Regions from separate parts of the Homo sapiens genome. Here region 1 is linked to region 2. A link is an interaction called in ENCODE POLR2A ChIA-PET data of the cell type or tissue named here. Cell type or tissue: MCF 10A. All regions are shown on one strand.

Evidence for each region. ChIA-PET counts read pairs that join two places held together with the same protein. Peaks named below come from ENCODE experiments on the same cell type or tissue, not always from the same donor. Only the 100,000 strongest peaks of a DNase experiment are listed, where the experiment ranks them.
Region 1: POLR2A ChIA-PET joins it to region 2 with 8 read pairs; 1 of 35 experiments calls an interaction of 5 or more read pairs at or near these places.

What each region holds. Positions count from the first base shown.
Region 1 is chr1:184,415,078-184,419,077 of GRCh38, forward strand. All of the region lies in intron 1 of C1orf21 (chromosome 1 open reading frame 21), which reads left to right. Among named protein-coding and RNA genes, the nearest start is that of C1orf21, 30 kb to the left of the region's middle. In MCF 10A, no CTCF peak of the experiment used is centred here; a DNase peak (open chromatin) is centred at 1,614.
Region 2 is chr1:184,361,376-184,365,375 of GRCh38, forward strand. No RefSeq gene overlaps it. Among named protein-coding and RNA genes, the nearest start is that of C1orf21-DT, 23 kb to the right of the region's middle. RefSeq lists enhancers at 2,089-2,589, 2,590-3,090. In MCF 10A, no CTCF peak of the experiment used is centred here; DNase peaks (open chromatin) are centred at 1,626 and 3,136.

The DNA.
Region 1 (4,000 bases), 54 kb after region 2:
ACCTTCCTTTGGTTCCTCCTGACCCTCACTCAACATGACATTGTTCCAGGCACTGGAGCGTGGCCGTTGAGTAAAGTTGTGGGGTGTTGCATTGGAGATGGGCATAGGTAGCCCAAGTTTATGTGTTTAAAGAACACTAACCAGGAAGCCAGGAGGCAAGGACCTCTCCTGTTGGCTTTACTACTAATTAGGAATGTGACAGTAAAAAATCACTTAGCCTCTTTGGACCTTCTTCTTTTGACTCCTTACTCGGTAAGTGTCTAGACTAGTTTTCAAACTTAAGTGCACATCAGAATCATCTAGGAAGATAATTGAAGCAACAGTTCCTGGGTTTTACTAACAGATAATCTGTTCAGTAGGTCTGGGATGGAGCCCTGAAATTTGCTTATTTTGCGTGTTCTGTTCTGATGGAGGTGGTCTGTGAGCCACATTGCCAAAAACACATGGCGTAGGTCAGTGCTTTCCAAACTGTGGGAGGTGACCTATTAATGAGTCATTAAATCAATTTAGTAGATTTTGAAAAGCATTAAAAAAATGAAACAGAAGAGAAAGGAAATTATTGGAAGCATCATGGAGTGAAGCTCAATGAAGTTAGAAAGCCACCTCCTATATTTTTAGGTATTAGTTACAGCAACACCTTATTTCCAAGTCTGTACCTTCAAAAGTCTATTAGGCCTACTTATGGCAAATTGACTTGAATGTGCAAATCGAAGATTTTGGATTCATCCTTCTCCTGCAGCACTGATTACCTGTTTTACAGGTTTTAATATTGACAATGTCCCCTGAACTGCCACAGGATAGAAGTGTTGATCCCATCATTGCAAAAGAAACTTTTTCTTAGAATTAGAACATAGAGTAGGAAGATCCTTTCTACATCTTCTCAGGAATATAATCGGGAACCTTATTCCCTTCCACTTAGTGAAAACAATTTGGATAACATGTAAGAACAGTCCTAGGCAAAAAGGATTGCCAGAGATGAACCAAACCACATCTTCATAGGAACAAAATCATCTTCCTAAAGAGATGATTTATTGAAAGGCTATCTAGATGGTCACCCCTGGCAAACTGAATATCTCTTTCTTCACTAGTATTTGCTCCATAAATGTTTTTTTTGGATGAGTGCTTTCTAAAGCTATTTTATTCTAAGATTTTAAATAAGACTTTTACTCATTCAGTAATTTGTTCCTTGAAGGAATCATGTATTTTAAGATTTTGTTTCCATTGCAGTGGATGATTTTAACCTATAAGAATTACAATGGGAAAAAATAAAATTTTATGAAAATTAATCAAAATGTTAGAAGGCAGTTGACAGAAATCATTAATTTAATTTAATTTAATTTATTATATATGTGCCTATGTGTGTCTAAGTGGGAAATGCTGTCTTCCAAGTAGCTTTGGTGATTTTTTATACTAATCCCAAATAATTTGTCATTGCTTAAAATTAAAAAAAAGCAAAAATGTCCAGCACAAATCACTTTTGGAACTCTTGAATTTCCCTTCAAAGTCAGGTAATGATCCTCATGAGAAAACTGGTTTCATTGCTTAAGGGCTACACCTCATTTTTATGAAAAGCAGTATTACTCAGCATGATCACCTACCTTATTTGGCAGGGTTGTCTCTGAATGCCTGTTGTTGCTTCCCAGAATGAAATATATCTTCAAAGAATGATAATCATCCCTGACCTATTGGAATGGGACACAGACTTCGGAGGCAGCTCAGAAGGAAGTGTTTCAAACATAATGGAGCAATGTTTTTCATCGTGTTACTGGAAGAAATGCTAGTTTCTAAAGATGACCACTCTTAGACATAAAATTCCTGACACATTTGTTTTAAAACAAAAATTGGTCACACTTACTTGACGATTTTGATGGAAAAGTTGCCAATGAAGGGTCTGAGAAACAGGAGATTGGAATTAGGCCAGTTTAGTGACAAGGACCTGAATGGGTATTGCCTATGATTCCTTCAAGGAAGGAATGATTGAATGAATGAAAATCTCTTGTGGGGTGTGTGTGTGTAAATTCCAGGTGATTTATACTCTCCTGTTTTTGGCTCAGTCGAAAGAGCAGTGCTTGACACTAAGAGGGAAGGGTGACTGTAGGCAAGGCAGGACATGCTGCAGACTCAGAGGATTACTGTCAGAGCCCTTTTCAGTGAAAAGAAAAGCTGCATAAAAAGAAAATGGCCTTTGCTAGCATAAGGAAAAACGGTCAAAATTTAGAGCTGCTTCCATAGCGACAATGCTATTTTTTAAGTACAGTTAGATCTGAAATACACCCCTCCCCCAAAGACATCCATGTGTCAAGATAGCTCTCAGAGTAGCTACGGAATGCTTGTGAAGGCTTTTAATTTAACCCAGCTTGTTTATTTTACACTACAATAAAGTAAAAATATCTGCAAATTATAGACCTCAAAAATTTAGACTTTAGGTTTGGTATCTTATTTAACACAGTTTAAGCAGGGATTTAAAATTTGAGGTTTTTAGCACTTATCACAAAAGGAATTCTTGGTGTTTGTGTGTAATCTAACTTTGCATCTTTAAACTCAAAATATAGAACGAACAAGTAAAAGAAAAACTTCAGTTATTCACATGATACCTTGCAGTAGAAGATATTTCATCTGAATCAGGCAGTTTCAAACATCAGAATGCCAGATTCTTCTTCTCCCGCTTTCTCTAGTCACTGAGCTTGCCACCTCCCATCTTGGAATGGTGAAAGCAAATGTTTTCTTATGCTGTATCTGGTGGAGAAACCACTGTGGGAGTTTGTATAGAAGACATAATCAATGTGTTGGGATAAGGCCAGGTCTGACAGGGGATGGGGTATCGCTGCATGAATGTGTGGGGGCAGCAGAACTCTTTGCTGACCTCCCTCTCCTTTCAATGTCTTTGGTTCAGGAGTTGGTTAAGGTGGTGATGGTAGCCTCTGAGTGGGCATTCCCACCCTTGCCTAACCACACAGTCCCTATTCTTAGCCAAATAAGTGAGTGACTGGTTTGGAGTATTTCCCCTTTCCTGAAGAGAAGCTGACCCTTCTGGAAACTTTTGCTCATAGATCCTGTCTCCTTTGTGGCCTGTCATCAACTAAAACTTTGGTCCACCACTGTGCTGAATCAGAGGAAAGAACCTCCAATAGAGTTATCATAACTTCTCTTTATTTTTTGGAGATAGGGTCTTACTCTGTCTCCCAGGGCTGGAATGCAGTGGCGCCATCATGGCTCACTGCAGCCTTGCCTCCTGGGCTCAGGTGATCTTCCCACCTCAGCCTCCCAAATAGCTGGCATGTGCCACCATGCCTGGCTAATTTTTTTGTATGTTTTTTGTAGAGATAGGGTTTCACCATGTTGCCCAGTCTGGTCTTGAACTCCTGGGCTGAAGCAATCTACCTGCCTTGGCCTCTCAAAGTGCTGTGATTACAGGCTTGAACCACTGTGCCCGGCGAAGTTATAACTTTTCTTCTGCGCTCTGGGAACTGCTGGACTTAGCTGTCTGACTTGACTTAGGTTTTGCTCTGTTGGGCTTGTGAAATGGCTCTCACACTACTCCTCAGAACTTGTTTGTGATCAAGAAATACTTGAATTTACAGAATGCCTTTCTTTTGTGGATTCATTAATTTTGACACAGATTTTTCTCATTTAATGTCAATATCCTCAGGCACTACAGAAGGCTTGGTGGCAGCACCAGTTTGTTGAGGCTTAGTGAAGAGGTCTGAGGCTCTCCTGGTCATGTAGCAGGTCTTCAGGGAGACTGATGTTGAATTTAGTAGCTCATGCCAGTTCCTGTTTCACATTCTACTACTGTTGGTTTGGCTATCACAATGTCAGAATGATTTTGTAAGAATGACCATATGTTTTGTTATAAAAGTACAGCTTCTTTTTTGTGTGTGTATATGTGTCTGTGTGTTCTTGGGCCATGTTTTCTTTACATGAGTAAACTGCACTCTAGAGGCTTTCCATAATATGTCCAAGGGGTCTTTCTGTTGTTTGGTGCTGTTGAAGAGGTGAA
Region 2 (4,000 bases):
AAGGGTGGTAACTTTCAGGTGGTGAGGTTGTTGCCATGGAAAGGGGAGGTAACTCTGATGTGTTGCATGGCAATGGTAAACTGACATGGCACACTGGAGGGCATGTCCTATGGAAAGCTGTTTCTACCCTTTCCCTGTTTTAGCTAGTCCTCAATTTGGTCTGGTGTCTGAGCCCAACCTCCAGAGTCGTGTCTCATCTCCTACCTCAATAGTTCTATGACTTTAGTAACTTTATATACTAGCAAGTTAATATCTCTTGAGCCTCCATTTTCTGATCCATAAAAGAGGGAGTGATACTAACTGTATTGTTGTCAAGATTAAATGAAATTATGCCACTCCCCTGGCACATAGTAGGGGGTTAAAAATCTCACAGCTGGGTTTAGAGTTTCCCCCATGCCTACCAAAACAAATTTTCCCACCAAAGCTTTTCCCTTCTCCTTAAGAATCTTACTTTTCTTCCATGAGAACTCATGATCCTTTAGAGCAGGGCTCAAGCAAACATTTTTTGTAAAAGCCCAGATAGTCAATACTTTAGGCTTTGTGGGCTGCAGGGTATCTGTTGTATATTCTTCTTTGTTTTTGCTATTGTTGTTGTTTTGGTTTTGTTTCTTTACACCTTTACCTTTTTTTGCCTTCTTTACGTTTTAAAATGTAAAATCATTCTGAGCTCATGGGCTATACAAAAGCCTCTAGCCAGACTGGACCCACAACCTGCAGTTTGCTGAACCCCGCTGTAGATCAGTGGTTCTCAAAGTGTAGTCCCCTAACCAGCAGCATCAACGTCTTTTGGGAATTTGTTCAAAGATGCAAATTCTCGGGCCCCATCCCAAACCTACTGAATCAGAAATTCTCAAGTTGGGCCCAGTAATCCGTATAGTAATAAGCCTTCTGGGTGATTCTGATGCAGGCATTCAACAGCGGTTGCATATTAAAATCACCTTTAAAACATTTCAATACCCAGGCTTTACCCTATATCAAATCAGAAACTCTGGGGGCGGGACTAGGCATCCTTTGTTTAAAGTCCTGCAGGTGATTCAATGGGCAGCCATAGCTGAAAACCACTGGTATAAATCTGAGAGATAGTTTTTGTATCTGCAAAGAAAGATTTAGTGCTAATAATATTGCCAAGGTATGCAATACTTGAGAATCTTCTTGTTTTGATAATTTCTTGAAGGAATTCCACGACAATCAATTAATCAAAGGATGACTATACAGTACTACATATAAAGCACCAAGTTAGGTATCCTGGAAATATTTTCTTGAAGCGTATTTATATGGTCCCATCTACTTCTGAGTAGTTTGCATATGGGAAATCAAACTTCTCCGTTTCGAAGAAGCTTATAATTTCCGTTTTACAAGGAAGGACCAACTCAAGAAGCACCACCCAAATTTGTTCACTGAGGTTAAACCTGAAAGACATCTTCACTGGTTACCATTTTCTTACTCCCCTCACCATTGCCCAACAGGCTGGTTCCTTATTTCATTATTCCAAATGGAGTAAGTTGTAGGGTGATTCATTCTTGTTGCAAAAGCACATTTTTCCTATAAATATTCTGTGGAAAAGCCTTTGTATGGTTTTATACTGGTAGGATAATTCTAGAGTGCCACATTTGACAAATGACATCAGCTTGCCTGCCTAGCCATAAACCATTTTATAACTCTTATGCATAATTTGGCTTCAGGTCAAGGTGGTGTAATATGAACAAGCAGAATATACAGCACAGAGTGTCCTCAGAAGCTATCTTAAAGATCAGCAAAACTCATTCCTGTAAGAGAAGCTCATCTGTGAAGCAAGGTCAAGCCCAGTGGTCATCAGAGAAGGATCCCGTAGCTGGAGTTGCTCTTTGCATGGAAGTGCTTCTGCCTTGTACCTCTGCTGTGGCAGACCCTCTAGTTGCCCACCTTACATCCATTCCCTCTACCATCAACTACTGCCCCGTTTTCTTGTTATAGGTATTCCCATTTGTTCAGGAATCAAACAGCCAAATTCTTCAGGGGAGGCTGGCCTTCTCCCCAGCCCCAGGGGTTGAATCTCAGTGGTTGGACAAATCATGATAATTCCATTTCCTTTCCAGTCATTGGTTTAGGAATAAGCATGCGACCCACAATTCTGGCCAATGATACTTCTTGTTTTGACAGGAAGTCTGCAGGGGGACTTCTGCAAGGGGAAGTCTGCAGGCCTCAAAGATGGGCAGCAGTTGGGACAGCTCTCACAGGAAGGTCTTCAGGATCACAGCAGGGACATGTATGTCTCCATAGCTGTCAAAGTTCATGGGCTTCCCTGCACACAGAACACAGTACAGCTGAGGTCTGGGCTCTGGCCTGGAGTTTGCTGCTGCAAAACGAGCTCTGAAGCAAAATGGCTTGAAAACTCCTGGTGCAAATAGCCTTATTCTAGAGCTACATGTCCCATGGATGACTTTGTCCTCACCTGGATATGGGGGTGCTCTTACCTCACCAGCCCCCGTGGCTGCACACCTCGCCGTTACTGCTTCCTCCTGGGTCCCCGGCAGAGGCTGGGGTGGGCTATTTAGCTTCTCTGCAGTGTTGCTTCCAGCTCGGATGGAAGCTCTCTGAGCCCAGGGCCTTAGCACAGGTGACACACAGCCCACAGGCCTGGGACAGGCAGGCAGATGAGTGCCCGAGCTTGGCACCATGCAGCCCTGAGGCTTCGTGAGTAAGGCACGATTGATCGTGTGAGCAGGAGGGATCGAGGGCAAGTCTTCTCAGCAAGGTGGTGGCTTCATTAGTGTTTGCATAGAGGACTCTGCGGGAGGAGCTTCTGGAAAGTTCTGTTTGCTGTTCAAAAGAAATATAAAGATGTTTCTTCTTAGGCCATTGGATACTTTTGTGTGGATATGATGCTCAGGGCTGCTGTAGCCACCTTGAAACCATGAGTGAATATGCCTGGAGCCAAAAGCTAACACAATGAGGATGGTGTAATAGAAAGATGGTTTATTAGGTTCTCCAGAGAAACATATATAGAGAGAAATATAGAGAGATGTAAGAGGAGACATATAATGAAACTTGGCTCACACAATTATAGAGGCCTACAAGTTCCAAGATCTGCCAACGGCAAGCTGGAGAACCAGGAAATTGACTCCTGGTGATGTAACTCCCACTCCGAGGCCAAAAGCCTGAGAACCCGGAGTGTTCTCAAGGTCAAGGGAGGGACAGTGGGAGGTGGAGCTAGTGTAAGTCCCAGAGTCAGAAGGCCCCAGAACCAAGAGCTGTGATGTCCAAGGGTGGGAGAAAATGGATGTCTCAGATCAAGGAGACAGGGAGAGGCTGGGCATGGTGGCTCATGCCTGTAATCCCAGCACTTTGGGAGGCCAAGGTAGGCGGATCACTTGATGTCAAGAGTTCAAGACCAGCCTGGCCAACATGGTGAAATCCCGTCTGTACCAAAAAAAAAAAAAAAAAAAAAAAATTAGCCAGAGGTGGTGGTGCATGCCTATAATCCCAGCTACTTGGGAGGCTAGGGCAGGAGAATCACTTGAACCCGGGAGGTGGAGGCTGTAGTAAGCCAAGATTGTGCCACTGCACTCCAGCCTGGGTGACAGAGTGAGGCTCCATCTCAAAAAGAAACAGACAGGGAGAGAATTCACTCTGCTATTCAGTGGGCATTCAGTGGATTGGATGATACTTGCCCACAATGGTGAGGGCAGATCTTCTTTACTTAGTGCACTGATTCAAATGCTCATCTCTTCCAGAAACACTCTCACAAACACACCCAAAAATAATGTTTAGTCACCTACCTGGGTATTCCTTACCCAGTCAAGTTGACACAAAAAATTAGCCATCACAGATGGGAAGAATCTGGATCCCCAGTGAACTCTGAGCTGAATTTAAAACCCCAAAATCACCTGACTTCAAGACTTTATTGTTATGTGAGGTAATAAATGCCCTTATTGTCTAAGCCACTTCTGGTGGATTTTCTGTTCTTACAGTCAAAAGCATCCTAACTAGCCAGGCAAGGTGGCTCACACCTGTAGTCCCA